Linked DNA regions of Homo sapiens: region 1 is linked to region 2. A link is an interaction called in ENCODE POLR2A ChIA-PET data of the cell type or tissue named here. Cell type or tissue: PC-3. All regions are shown on one strand. Links, peaks and the distances in the headings refer to the core of each region. The heading gives the core; the rest is flanking DNA.

Region 1 (7,860 bases), core at 2,548-6,547, 1.0 Mb after region 2:
CCCAGAGATTCACATTCTTCATTCACCAAGATAATGACACCTATTTTATTGTGTTATGTGAGGATTAAAATAGATAATGAGTAAAAAATACTTAAGACAGTACCTGGGATATGTTATGCACTCAAAAATGGTGACTTTTTTTACTAGCAGTGATACCAATACCAACACTGTTGCCATTGGGAACACTGCAACTATTGATAATAACAATTGTTACTATTTTCTGAGTTCCTTGGGCCAGCAAAAGTACAAAGTCCTTTACATGCCTTAGCCAATTTACTTGCCATTTCTACTATTATTATTCCTACAACTAGTATTGCCATAAAATCATTGTTGGAGGTAATGATATCAAAGTGTCCATAAATGTTATTTTCTCATGGCAATGTGCAACCTACCTATAACCAATCAGCTTGGGAAATGGAAAGCAATGTTTCTTTTTTCTTAATTGTGCTTTCACTACTGAATTCAGTAGAGTAAAAGAAATCTGCCTCAATATTATTTTGAGATATAGGACTGTATTATTTTCCTAGGTCTGCTTTCAAAATTACCATAAATTTAATGACTTATGACATCACAAGAAATGAGTTCTACTGGGCTGGAATCAGGTTGTCAGCGGGGCTGTTTTTTCTGAAGGCTCCAGGGGAGCCTGTTTCTTACCTCTCCCAGTTTTTAGAGGGTGCTAGCATTCCTTGGCCTGTGACTGCATTACATCATTCTCTGCTTTTATCTTCTCATTGTCTTCTCCTCCTTAACTTCTGAATATCCTGCCTCTCTTTTCTAAGAAATCTCGTGATTACATTGGGCATTGGATCCACTCTGATCAACCAGGATTATCTCTCTTGTTTAAGATCTTTAACTTAATCACATATACAAAATCCCTTTTACATACAAGATAACTTACTCAGAGGTTCTGGGGATTATGACACAGACATCTTTTGGAGGGCTATTATTCCATCTAGCACAAAGATTGTCAAATTGATGTTAAATTATTCAGGGAATAAGAACATCTGAAGAAGGTTTATAGTAATATTGTGATATAGAAAATATCTACACAGTGTAGAACATAAAACACATAGTGTAACCCATAAAACAAATATTCTCTTTGAATACATTCTGTTTCTTGTATTTCATTTGATTAAAGCAGGAGCACATGGGAGATTTGCAAGTAAGTAGACTCCACCTTGACTGGTCACTAGCTATGGGCTGGTGTACTTCATCTAGGAAATATTTTCCAACTACTCACATCAAAGAGGCTGTTCCATTTCTGTTCTGTATGTGAAGACTGTGGCTGATCAAAATTACTAAAAGTGGGGTGAAGGAATCAGTAAACCATAGCACACAAAAGCTGGCTCTTCACCTGTGTTTGTAAATGAAGTTTCATCGGAACACAGCCATGCCTATTTGTTTCTGTGTTGTCTATGACTGCCTTTGCATAACAAGGACCAAACTGTGTATTGCAACAGACAGCTTATGGCCTGCAGAATCTAAAATACTTATTAACTCACTACAGAAAAAAATCACCAACCCCAAGGTTAGAGAACAAATTTCAGAATTAAAAAGACACACATGTGAGTTCCAGCTCTGCCACATGCTAGCTGTTTCATCTTGGGCATGTTACTTGCTGTGGGCATTTGTAGTTATTTGGCCTCTAAGAATCTGTTTGTGTTTATTATTATTTTGGTAATAGTTCACCTAAATTTTGATGAGGGACCACTCCTTCCTCATTCTCATTTTACGTGGTTTGGATGGAACTTACCCTACCCCAAGTTTCAAGGGCAAGCATGCAACCTAGACCGAAGCCAAAGGGCTAATTTAGGAATTTTGTCAGGGAGAAACATTTAATCCAATATGGACTAATGTCAACCAGGGATAGATGCATTCCATTTAGGCAAGAAAATATCTAGAGCTACTGCTTACTGTATAACTCCTTATAAAACTTGGGAATGAGGCCAAGAATAGATAAAATAAAAAATAGGAAAAAACCTGAATTCCGATAATGTTATTTGTGACCCTGCATGAAACCACACATGAAGCCAGCTATATGCATGGGGTTTTCAGTTACATGTATCAAAACATTCTGTTGTTGCTTAAGTCAGTTTGGGTTTGGTTATCTGTTACTTGCAGCTAATAGAGACCTAACTGATATAATATCTAAACTTGCTGAGCCTCAGTTTCTTCATCTTTAAAAACTAGAGTGAAAATATCCACCTCAATATCTTTTGTGATAACTAATTGAGATCATGTACCTGGCACATGGTACAAAAAAAAAACAAAAACAGAAGTGGTAATTCCCATTTTCATCATCAACATCATGATTAATGTTAAAGGTAGACCTAACATTGCTTCATCTCAGTAAATTCTACAAAATGCACATCTGAGCTCTCCCCTTGACTTAATATAGAAAGTTTAGTAACTCCATGCCTTAGATATTTTTATTTGTAAAGTAGAGATGACTAAATATTCATCTTTTTTTCAATGTTTTATGAATTAAGTGCCATCATGGACATAATTATTTTAATAATATAATATATTACATTAATTTTTGCAATAAATATTTGCAATAATCTTTGCAACAAATCTGTAAGTTGATTAGACCAAATTAGATCAGATCAAATGCCTAGATATGTGTAAATATATATGTGTATTTACTCAGCGGTCAGTAAGGCTGCCTCACCCTATATTAGGGTCAGAGATAATCTAGAAGAAGGAACTCATACCACGTCTGGCCCTGGCACTAACAAGACCCTTAGTGAGACCCACATTGAGCTCTGTACACTGGGTCATCCACGCTACCATGAAACAGGATATGGTCTCACCCTGCGTAAGTCATAGAGAGACATAGATGTCATTGTTTGTCCCAAAAAACAAAAGTCTAGATCTAGGAGGACTGAGTCCCAGATCCTCTTCCTCCATGACATCCCTATGCAATATGGTGAAAATTACTTGATTTCTCTGAGCCTCAAGTACTTCAAGTGTGCAATGCAGATGAGTGTAACTACCTTGTCTATCCCACGGTATTATAATAAGGAGCAACGGTGATAATAGCTATGAGAAAGTTTTAGGAAAAAGTAAAATATGTTGCTGTTCTCTCCATTATTATTAAGAATTAAATCCTTTTCCATGGATTTTTTAAAAACAAAAAACTTTTGCATACACAATTTACACAAATATGCAGCTAACTGTTGTTTCACTCTGAGTCAGCAGCTGAATGGTGTCTATCGTTTGCCAAGTTTAAAAATAGATGCTAGTCTTCTATTAACACTGGGTTCAAGAAAATTTAGGTTTAGCAATGGGTATCACTTGCATTTATTCCCATTTCTAGCTTAGAGGTCTTTGGAAGACTGTTTAGAAAACCTTTGGGCAATGAATAGTCTTACAAAACAACATTTGATGAGTTGGAATAAATGAATTAGAAACATATGGACCAAATTTCCCCAAAAATACATCAGGGTTGAAAAATTAGGGAGAAAAAAACACTTGGCTTTTCTGAAATATGTAAAGGCTAGCTTGAGAGACTTGACTAACCAAAAACTCCACAGCATTTTTGCACCACATATTGGCAAGAACTTGAGCTTCCTCTTCACTGACTTTTGGTACTGTTCATCAATTTCTCCCTTTCCAATGCAGGAATTTAAAATTATTATATTGTTTTCTCCAGGATTCTAAGACTCTCAAAAGTATATGCATGGAAAACCTAACCCATTTATTACAAACATTATGTGCTGATGAAAAAAATGTATGGTATATAAATATTTATCTTATAAAAATTGACATAATTTATTGAACAAAATGCACAGCTTACAAAATAACTAATACTTATAACCAATTACTATCGTTGTGGGTATCAACAAAGTGATGGAAAGAAGTTATAATGTTCAGTTTAGTTAAGTCTGTCTGGGGCAGCTTTAGTAGCTCTGGTGTTCTTTGAAAGTCATAGAAGCAGGTCACTTTAATATTACAGGTGCCACAGTCTCTTCTTGATTTAACCCCAGGCTCAAACCACATTAAGCTACCTAGATCTCGCTTCTGTTATTATACAAGAAAGAATAAGAATTGTCCTAACTGTTCATATCTAATGGAAGTGGTGAACACAACCAACCAATTAAGAGGATGGGATACCAATGGATGTGTGGGTGAGGGGAGGGGAAGTTACATTACATTAATGCTTATTCCAGCTCCTTCTTACTTATTCATAATAGGTGGGTTAGGTTTTCCATGCGTATACTTTTGACAGTTAGAATTTTACTGTTCTTCTCACTTAATTTTAGAATGTTTTCCTTTTATCTAAATTCTAAACAGATTCTTCCCTGCTTTTAACGAAGTTGAATCGATGGTCATTAAAAAATATATATATTTCTTTCAGTAACTCTAATGAGTTTCCCATTTACACTGAGTAACTTTATGAGGCTGAGATGAGAACATTAAAAGGATCATCATTTATTACTAGTCTGAAAATTATCAGTGAAACGACAACTAGAACTGAGGGCTTTCTGCCTTCACCTTTCTTTATATAACCCAGGAACCCATTTGTTTTGTAACAAGAGAGGGCAATGAGTAATACCTCTGATCTCCTATCTGTTAAAGCCTTTTCTAGCCCTTCCCAGCTCTGAGGGCTTCCTCTAAACTGCTGTAGTCTTTGTCTGAACTAATTCAGCATTTATCTTAATGTGCAAGGCCTTATTCACTAACATTCCATGTGCATGTATCTGTATCTGTCTAATCTACCCATTCAAATTGAATATTCCAAAGATAGGAACAGCTTATGCATCATAAAACCCACAGACTTATAATGCATATGGAGTGTATGCAAGACACAGCCTGTTTATTATTCCTTTTTTGGTCATGTTAGTAATAACCAACTTGTCTGATATATGTTTCACTAAATAAGCTCAAATACTTCATGGAGTGCATAAAGTTAATAATTTGAATACACATTCCCAGATTTCATTACTTTTAACAATATATTATGCTAGTTCTAGAATACATGTACTTGCAGTATACCCACATGCAGAAATTCCTTCAGCTCTAAACTTTTACACATTTCCTTTCTTCTCAGTTTATATTAATGTGGGCTGTTCCATAAGCAACATGGCTCTCCTTTCAGAAAAGGTTCAATTTTATTTTATTTTATTTCTCAAGGTGGAGTTTATTATTTTGAGTCAACTTGATAAATTGTAAGATTCAATATTAGACAGTTGGGTAATGTATGTTTTATTTTGTTTTAATGTGCTGCATTTATTATACTTCTCTGTCCTGAACCAAGTGGCCTTTTTATTATTAAAAATCTAATGAAAACAAAGTTCACAAAGAACCATTTTAAAGAATACACTTATCATTTTTTTCTAGTAGGTGGACTTACAAGAACCTGTTTTTATAGGTCTGAGCATGAATGACAAGCTGTTTGCTTGAGATTTATGTAGAATTTATAGTAAAAATGAAGTTTACATTTATTTTAAAACTAAATTAAGTGGATTCAGAAGCCATTTAAATAAAAAGTTGATTGAAATCTGAACCATGACAGTTTCTCAATAAGGAGCATTTGATATCTTTCTAATAGATTTGTTTTACTGAAGAGAAGTTTTAAATTAAGGTCAGGCTGGGGAAGAATAACAGGACTATTCTCAATACTTTTTATTAGAAAAATTATTATACTCACATTGTATTTATATCAGTTTATTTCAATGCACTTTTTTTGTAACACAGTCAACAATCACAACTTATCCATAGCCACCTTGTGGTTAATAATTTTTACTAAATCTTGGTCATCCCTTTGCATCTGGGTATCAATAATGAATCATTTCAAACTTACATTGACCCACTAGCTGCTGAGAAACAATTCTCCATGAGTCTCTCAAGGTTTTGCATGACTTGTAAGCAGAGACACAGACTGACTTTGTTCTGGGTTATCTTTTTAAGGATGTTTGAGTATAGAACAGCTTTAGGAGGGAGATAGAGATAGTAAATCCTCCAGAGATAAAGACAGACAAGCTTAGTGATTATTTAAAATGATTTGGGACCCCCTTAGCTCAAGGTTTCTCTCTTTTAATACAACCCACTACATTTGCGGGCCCTTTTTGCATCACCCTATTAGGCCCCAAGGAACCTGCACAAGGAAGTGCTGATGCTCTGGCTACTGCTGTTGTTATGAGCAACAAACTCCATTGTCTCTGACCCAGGAGTCTCGTGGTTTCCGCAGACTCCATGAAACTGGCAGCCTAATTTGTTAGTTTATAAGTAAGGGACAATCTCAGCCCCTTCACAGTTCTTAGCACTAGTCTTGCATTTTCTGAATTGCTTTAAAAAAATTCCTCTTTGACTGTATGAAGTTAAGGCTGCATAAAGACAAGACTGCTGGTTAAAAAATGAAAAATTCAGTCAAGTGTCCAGTGGAATGATTTGTGTTGAAACTAGATTATTTTATTAAGTGACTGAGTTGACTCATTGTTTTTCTAATGTCTAAATAGTTTAAGTTGGTTAGCATTTTAAAGATTAAAACAAAAAGTAAAATGGTTTAATTTTCAATTTCCAGTTTATTGTTTCGAAATCACACAGAGAGGATTGATTTAGTCCCTTTTTTCTTATTGAAGTTTAATTAATAGATTGTTTATTTCATGGATGAGGTTATGTGATGCTTAATGGGAGGAGCACGGATGTGATAGTGGTCAATAGGTGGGGCTCTGTATCTGGCGCTTGAGGATTTGGGCTTCAGCCCAAGTCCGACAACTTAACCATTGGAATAAGCTGGAGCATCTGTAATATGGATGTGATGACATCTGTCTGATCTTGTTTTTCTCCTCCCCAATCAGCAATGATTTTGCAAATACATTTGAATAAAATGAACTTTATTAGAAACAAAATTCATGAAAATGATGAGCTAAAATTATACAAGTGAATAAGACAAAGATGAGCCCAAGGTCCTAGGGGAGACCTTCATTGAACCAGAGCACAGAAACATGTCAAAGAAAGTCAACAAATTCTAAATGCCTCAAAACTAGGAATCCAGATGAGAATGAAATGGATCCATGGTTTTACCACAGACTTCATTTAGAATCTTGACCAAATACTATGAGGACTAGCTAAAAATTAACAGCAAGATCTTAACATGTATCCTTATTGTACTTAATTAACCTGAGGTTAACTCTCTAATAAGTTGTATATTATTCTAAATTTATGGTAATAGCTCAATTATTTTTAGTTACTCTTTTTACCACTTTCAAAATGTTGCAGCTGAAAGAATATTTTCAATACTATTCTAAATAGGGATCTGGGATAGACCTCCATGGCTCAAAATTCTGGTATCAGAATGAAATAAACTACGAACATTTCTCACTATAGGATGCAAATTTAGGTGGCTTATTTCATTGTGCTTTACTTCACTCTGTGGCACTCATGTCATCATTCTGCACCTTCTTTTGCTATTCTCATCTAGTGATCTCACCTTCTCTTTATAGAGCTCCTTCATCTTCCTTCTCTCTGGACTTTGCCTTCGCATATCTACCCACTATCCAACCATTCCTTTTTTTTTCTTCCACTTATGGTAGAGAAAAGTAAGTCACTCTTCTTTCCTAAAGGTGGTATCTCCACAGCTAATTGTATTTCCATTCACACTTGTCTTTCTCTGATTTTTCTTTAAAGGCAATTCCCTTTAAATTCTGTAGCAACTTGAATTCTCATTTCTTAAGGAAAGATTCCCCTCCACCTAGGGCTTGTGGATCCTGAGAAAATCTTTTCTGAGATCTGCTGCCCCCTCAAAATGAACACTCAGTCCTTCTTTGAGTTATGGAACTTCCAACAGAACATGCTGCTACACTTCTGTATTCATTGGTAAACTCACTGTAGTTTGTCTTCCCCTACACCATTTGC
Region 2 (7,860 bases), core at 2,404-6,403:
AGTGGTTGATGATATCAAGTATGATAAAGGGTAAGATGATAGCCCCTACCTCTGAGTTATCCTTGAGCTACTCAGATTTATGGAAGTTAAGATGCAACTCTAACTAGGTTCTTAAGATTGTAGTCTTGGGACAGGGTGCGGGGGAAGCGTCTGTTGTCTGTAAATCAACCCAGGTTAAAAAAAAGAAGCCTTGATTGTTACTCGGGGCTGTGATCTGATTGACTCCTCCCTCATAGAATGTGCCCATATGACTATAAAACAATAAGGAATATCATTTCAGGTTTTCCAGGCAGCTAAAAAGCCTGAATTGTTCTTGTTATGTATGTGAAAAATGGCCATCTACTTATAACAAAAGACTTGATAACAATTCAGGTTAGAAGGTCCTAGGAGATATCCCTTCATTTTTGATAAACTACAATGCTGTATTTAAGATATAATAACCTAGTGGATAAATGTGCTTTTCATCAAACTGTAGCTTATAGCCTCCTTTATCATTTAAGTTACTTGAAATAGCAAAGGAACATGCCTAAGAAATGAAGTATATCATAGTCCTACTTGAGTGGTTTAGCAATTTATAAGACAGGCTCAGGAAACAGACTACTTCCAGAGTCTATCTGTTTTGGCTTGCCCAATAGCACATGTAATCACATCTGAAAGTGTTTTCCCATGGTACCACTATCATTTTATTTTTGGTTATTTTTATGGAAACCTGGGATGACTTCATTTTTTCAAAGGTAACTTTTTTTTTTTGAAGTTTTAAAGCATCAATTTTGAATATTCTAAATTTAGTAATTGGCAGGAAAGACCATGTGGCATGAGCAGAACAGATGATTTACAGCTGAATGGGGAGCAGTAGTTTTAGAGAGCCTTGAATAACTAGGGGGATATGTATACTTAGGTAAAATCAGAATGAGGATGGTGAGCAGACTGTTCAGCTTAACTGAGGCTTAGATAGAAATTTTTTAAATTCAAGCTTTATTAAACTATGTTTTAAAATATTTAATGAGTAGTTACATTAGTTCAGTACACATTAGTCCAAATTGAATCTCTGATACAAAACTTTGTAGTGTCTCACAAGTTGACAGCCCCGTTAGCTTTGCCTTTTTGACTTTGAGCATGTTTTTAACTTTTCTAAGCTTCAGAATCATCACCTGTGTAAATACAATAATAAAAGCAACTCATAGAAATGTTGTGAAATGAGCTGGGTGTGGTGGCTTACTCCTGAATTCCAGCACTTTGGAAGGCTGAGGTGGGTTGATCATTTGAGCCCAGGAGTTCAAGACCAGCCTGGACAACATAGTGAGACTTCATCTCTACAAAAAATTAGCTCAGCGTGGTGGTGTGTGCCTATAGTCCCAGCTACTTGGGAGGCTGAAAGGAGAGGATTGTGTGAGCCTGGGAGATAGGCTGCAGTGAGCTAAGATTCTGTCACTATACTCCAGCCTGGGCGCCAGAGTGAGACCTTGTCTCAAAAAAAAAAAAAGGAAAAGAAAATAAGTGTTGTGAAATGATAATACATAAAAAGTGCTTTATAAATAGTGCCTACATCTAACTACATGTTAGCTAGTTAGTATTATCATTATTTTACAGTACTTTGGAAAGGTTGTAGCACAGAGACATTGGCCACTCTTGAAATAAGCAAAAGGTGGCCTGCATGTGATGATTCCCTGGCATACGAGTTATAAACTATAACAAGACTTAGGCAGCACTTTTATAATTGAAGTCACACTTATTTTCCCTCTATTTCTTGACATCAATTTTTAAGCTCTCTTCTCTGTTCCCCAGGTCCTCAGGATCTCTGTCTGTCCTCTGATTACTGATTATCATTTATTTAGTGCCTACTATTGTGCCAGGTCTGTGCTAAGCGCTTTTCATGTGTTATCATATTTAATCATCATAGCAACCCAGTGAAGTAGTTACTGTTTTTATCCCTGTTTTACTGATAAAGAAACTGAGACACAGAAGGGTTAGGTAACTTACCCAAAACTAGGCTATTAGAAAGTACTGGAATAAGAACATAACACCCCAAGTCTAATTCAGTAATCTGAGCTCTTAACCCCTATGCTATAACTCTCTAGTCATCTAAAGCTTCTCATTTAACACCTCACATGAATTCAAGATTCCCAGTACCAGAGGCATTCCTTCCTTGTTTCTTTCTCCTTCTCTACCACAGCCACATAAAAATTCTCATTGTATGTGTCTGTGAGTGTATTTCTGCATGTGTGTGTGGTGTGTAATCAGCATTTAAGTGGTGCTTACTAAGGGGTAGGCACTCAAAGAACTTTACATATTTTAATTATGAAAACCCAATGAAGTACCATTTTATTCCTATTTTTACAGATGAAGAAACTAAGACAGAAGACTTAATGTCAGAAAAGCCACTTAGATTAGTGTGTGGAGTTGAAATTGAATCCTGGTAGCCTTACTTCATTGTCCCTTACTAACTGTCCTCAATCACGTTTTTACCGGGAGTTCTGTTTGACTTAGGGCAAATTTTAAAGGTGTGAAGGAAGTTAAAGGTTAACCAATAGGCTTACCACTTTCAGGTGGTATTTACATTTTAAAAGAAAAACTGTAATAGAGAATGTTTTTAAAAGTAAGGACTTAAGATAAGTGCTAAGAGAAAAAATTCCAGCTATTTGGCCTTTTATTGGAAGCACACACCTGGAGTATGAACTTTTAAACTACTTGGTTTTAATCTTGGAATTGATGTGTATTGCATTTCTTGGATCATAAATCATGCTTTTATGAAATCCCAAACTTACTTTCTTTATGCCCAATTTTTACCATCCAATTCTCAAATCTTTTGTTTCAGCCAGTCTCAACTTGGTGTCATTTTATAAATATTTCATCATCTTTAACATTCCTATCCCTTTGGACATGCTGATTTCTTCTGCCTGGAATGCCAATAATAATATGATTACAATAGTAATTTTGATTTTCATACAGAGCACTGACTCAAATCTAGGATGTGTTTGGTTCTAGGTTCAGTGATCTTGCCGTCTGATCAACTGGCTTGGGTTATGGAATCTTACTTCCTTGGCTTCCTCCTTTCTTTTGTCATTCAAATTCTTGCATTAAGAAACAACTTGAATATCATCTTTGTAAAACTTCCTCTAAGCCATCCCAGATATCTCTGGTCACCCTTTCCTCATTGTTTTTCTTTAAGAACACCTACAAATTCTATTACAATTTGGCTATGTAATTTATTCACCCTACTAAACTCCTGAGTTCTTCAAGGAGAGAAACCTAGATTTAGATTTTTCCTTTGTCCTTTCTTGGCCATCACTCATAAGTGCTCAGTGAATGTTGAGGGACTGTGAGCCTTCTTAAAACTTTATCCCAGGCTAAGGAAAATGGCTCACTTTCCTGCCAGCAGCTAACCATTCGTATCTGGGGTCAGGGAACAGATGGCAAGTTTGAAAGGGAGCTGGAGGTTTGGGGGAAAAGGCAGCAGGAGATAAGAAATGCGTTATGACTACCTCAGTACGTCGGAGGTTTAGCCCTGCTCTGTTCAATATGGTAGCCTCTAGCCACATGTGATTTAAATTTAAGGTAATTAAAGAAAATAAAAATTCAGTTCTTCAGTTGTGCTAGCCACATTTGAAATACTCAATAGGCTCTTGTGGCTAGTGGCTACTGAGCAGCTTTAATAGAGAACACTGCCATGATTGGAACTTTTAGTCATTACTTCAATAAGCATCCTTTGTAGTCCTTTAAGTTCCAGATTTTTATAGTAGAATGCAAAATTAATGTTTAAGGCAACACACAGGACTTCAAAGGCATTTTTTACTTGTCTGGTGATTTCCGTCTATGCCCTTAGACACCTGGATATATCTGCTTCTGCTGTTATAAATCAGTGAGTGGAAAATTTTTTTAAAAACCTCATTTGATTAGGATATAATAATATTTTGAGCCAGTTCTATTTTCTGGTTTGCATAGTGATAATCTTTGATATCCTAGAAGTAAATCCTATTTTTTTAGTATGCTGGGAGACTTCATTACTTTGGCATTTTTAATTTGTTCATATTAAATGTCATCATTTTCATTGTCAGTGAATGCCTGATTAAAAACTTCTGAGATAGAGCTTCTTTAAGAAAATAATAAAATAAAACCATGACTTAAGGGAATTCTTCTGGATATTTTTTTAATTGGTGGGGTGAGTGCAGGTTGTATAAAATGGTGCTATAAACTTTTCATGGATTTATTGTGTGTTCATATTATGCATGTTGTGGTAGTCAAGCGGGGTAAGAAATGCACCAAAGAAAAATAGCCATGGTTTTGAAGTGGAGAATTGGTGTGGGTTACACCATCAGAAAGTGTTTCGGCTTGCTTTGGCTGCCTTTACAGTACCATTGAAAAACATGAAATCTGTGGCAATTTGTGTGTGAATACATCAGGACAAAACACTAGATGTCAGTGTTGCAGTTCTGACATGTTACCAGGAGCTAGTCAAGATTTTTCTGCTTTTAATCACCAAGATATTTTTTTATTGACCCAAACTTTTAAGCCATCTTGCCTCCTTACATTTAGTTAAATACTTACTACAGGAAGCACTTTTTCTAAGAATTGTTTATTTTGTTATTAGTGTCTGTGTAATGCTACTGACTCTGAAGAGTAAAACATATACAGTATTAAAATAATACAGTTTTCAGCTAACTATATTCTTCAAACTTTGTTTTCCAGTGTACTTTCCTGGGTACACTGGTCCTAGGAGATGCCTCTTGGGGAAACATTTTGTGGCCCTGGAATAAAATAATTCAGTCTTTTATTGAATTTGTTAATAGTGCTGCCAGCTTTTAATTTAGATACCTTTTTTTTTAGTGTTATGGGCAATAATAAGGTTCTTATATATTAACTATATTTGTATGTTAAAGCCTAGAGTCACAAATGTGTTCAGATTTCTTAAATTGACCCAGCGTATAAGATACAGAAAAAACTTCAAATTAAATGTTTTCATTAATTTTTTTGTCTTTATTAAGAAATATGCAGCTCTATTAGCATGATAGAATTGCAAGTGATTTCTTGTCTTTATAACATTTTCTTTTATACTGTTGGCATTTCGTGTTTTAAGATCATGCTTTTAAAAAATGTGAAATGTTATTGTTCTTTGCTATGTAATGTTCAGTTAGTTTTTTGAAGATACTTTATTTTTACTCATGCTCGAGGTTCATTTTTATATAGGCATGTTTTTATTTCCTACTTTCTAATTTGTTATTAATTTTTACTTGAAACGTATTAATGTTTTACATCATTTTTTGTTTCATGAATTTTCAGCACTGAAAAAATAAAGGTATTACGCAAAAATAATGCCCAAATTGCAAGTATTGTAATCACTTGCTAAAAGTCAGGTCTTTTTATGGCTTAAAGTCAAGAGAGTAGAGGGGATCACTCAGAAGGTAATACCTGACTATACACTGTCTTCCATTTACTTTGGTCATAACAATAAGCTGATATAAAAAGGCTAAGAGGATGTTTAAAGGCAAATTATGAACATTTTGTTGAAATTATTTAAAGAAGAAACTGAGCCTCGGAGTTGAAGAATAGATAATTTTGAAGCAACAACAAGACTCAATCAATAGACTTCTCAGAAGGTAGAAACAGCGGTTATGGTTCTGATGCTTGGCTTTGGTAAGGGTAAATGGACCCAGAGCAGCCTCACTGAAATGCTGCAGTGCTTTTGGCATATGGATTGCTTTCTAATCCTCTGCATTTAAGTGAAGGTTCTGATCCGGGTGGGTGGAACAGAATTGAGTAAAGTAAGGAGCAGCAGGAAACCTGCTTATGCCTTGGCCTTTTTCTTCTAGTGTTAAATAGTATTTTATCTTAATGCAAGTATATCAATATTTAAAAAAATACTTAAACTACTAATATTGTTACATTTGTAGAGGTACTTTGATAGGAAAAGTTTCAGCTAATGGCATTTTCTGTAATAATCTTTTGAGATTCAACTAGTTTTGGAGTCATCCAAAGAAAGTGCAGTTGTTTACCCAAAGACATCACTGCTAAATGGCAGCTGTTTGTATATTACTGAGTTTTCTTTCTTGTTGACTTCTCAGCCTTCTTTGTTAGCTCTTCTTCTGCTAATTAAAAAACACTCCAAGTTACTAAGCTATTGGATGATTGTCTTCTTCCAAGTATTTCCTAATAAGTTCTGCAGGTTTCTGAAGAACAGAAGCTCTCCAGAGGGCTCTGGATCATAGAGATGCATGCATGCAATGCTGGGTGCTTGTGCTCTCCTTGTTAAAGTGCACTTAATTTAAGAAGGTGAAAAAGAGCTGCTCAGCAAGTTGATTTGCAAGACAAGCCGCCTTCTGGACTATTGTTTCTGCTAATCTTCCTCATCCATTTGAATTTTAAATGATGAACTAGTTTGCTGGTAACCTGTAGGTGCTTTTTTTGGTGGTTCTCATGATAAAATTCAATGGTACACTTACACATTTGTATCTTCAATCAGAACTTGGTATTTTCATTCAGTCACTCAGTCCTACAATTGAATCTAGTATCTTGGGCACGTTGTTAGATAATTTTTTTTTCCAAAAATGTTAAAATGCCCAATTTTCTAATGTTATATGCAAATTCTTTTACATGAGGCTGATTTTTAGTTTTAGGCTTTTTTTCTGCATACAAATTCAGAATTTTAAATATCTGGGACAAATCCCTTAGAAGATTTATTCTGATAATACTGTACCTTTTTCTTATTAAAGTTTTCTGTTATTTGTTTTAATAACCTTCATTAGCCCCTTCCATTAGTTTAGTGACACAATTAAGGTTTGTGTACTTGAATATACCTTGCACCAACTCCATGCCAACATCTGTCACCATTTTGACAATAAGGACGTGGCAGAGGCTGTTGGATTTGTTTCTGCTGCCTGGGTCCTGGGTTTGGAAGCTGCTGTGACATCCCCTGTATATGTGGCTGGGCGAGGTCTCTGGGAGCTGATGGCAATGGGATAGATGGTCCTATTGCTCTTCATCATTACTGTAGCTGTGGGACTCAGAAAAGTACCCCCCTTGCAAAAATGGGGACAGGCAGAGCTCCAGGAAGGGTTCGGGGGGCCTTGGCAGCCTCTGCCTAGGATATTAAAGTTTAATTTGCCTTTACTCTTTGGTTCTATAGGAAGCTGTGGATCGGAAAAGGACCACTTTTATTCTGATGATGACGCAATAGAAGCTGACAGTGAGGGTGATGCTGAGCCCTGTGACAAAGAAAATGAAAATGATGGAGAATCAAGTGTTGGGACTAATATGGGCTGGGCAGATGCTATGGCTAAAGTCCTCAACAAGAAAACTCCTGAAAGTAAACCTACTATTCTGGTCAAAAATAAGAAGCTGGAAAAGGAAAAAGAAAAGTTAAAGCAAGAAAGACTAGAGAAAATAAAACAGGTATGTTCCACCAGTTCTCTTGTAGATTAGATTGTTTGTCTAGGCTAGCTCTTATCTTGACCGAACTGTTTCTTGCAGTGTTTGACCAATTAACGTTCCAGTTTTTAACTTGTTTTTTATGTGAAGGTGGATAACTAAGGTTATGTTTAGGAATTTAGTCTAAATTATTCCATTGAGCATGTTCACTTTTTAATCATCTATGCAAAGGCAAAGTAATAGAAATGTAAACGCTGAGGAAACATCTTTTTAAAATCAAGTAATTATACACATGGTAGTGATTCCTGAGCCTATTTTATTTGTTTTAGCTGTCTGTTTGCTGACTTTATTAGGTTGTGAACTAAGAAGCATGTTAGTTACTTTTTTTTTTTGCCAAAACTTATTTTACAATAGGAATCTGTGACAATGTCGTAACTCAAGGATTGGTTGTAGTTCTGAAAACGGATTATTTCAGTGTTAGATACAAATCAGTGTTGG

Evidence for each region. Peaks named below come from ENCODE experiments on the same cell type or tissue, not always from the same donor. Only the 100,000 strongest peaks of a DNase experiment are listed, where the experiment ranks them.
Region 1: POLR2A ChIA-PET joins it to region 2 with 6 read pairs; 1 of 35 experiments calls an interaction of 5 or more read pairs at or near these places.

The regions. Positions count from the first base shown.
Region 1 is chr1:219,336,355-219,344,214 of GRCh38, forward strand. It overlaps a transcript of LYPLAL1 not described here. Among named protein-coding and RNA genes, the nearest start is that of LYPLAL1, 170 kb to the left of the region's middle. In PC-3, for the core only: no CTCF peak of the experiment used is centred there; a DNase peak (open chromatin) is centred at 4,617.
Region 2 is chr1:218,295,174-218,303,033 of GRCh38, forward strand. RRP15 (ribosomal RNA processing 15 homolog) reads left to right here. Exons shown (of 5, transcript NM_016052.4): 2 at 7,121-7,386. Among named protein-coding and RNA genes, the nearest start is that of RRP15, 14 kb to the left of the region's middle. In PC-3, for the core only: CTCF peaks have their summits at 4,417 and 4,616; a DNase peak (open chromatin) is centred at 4,428.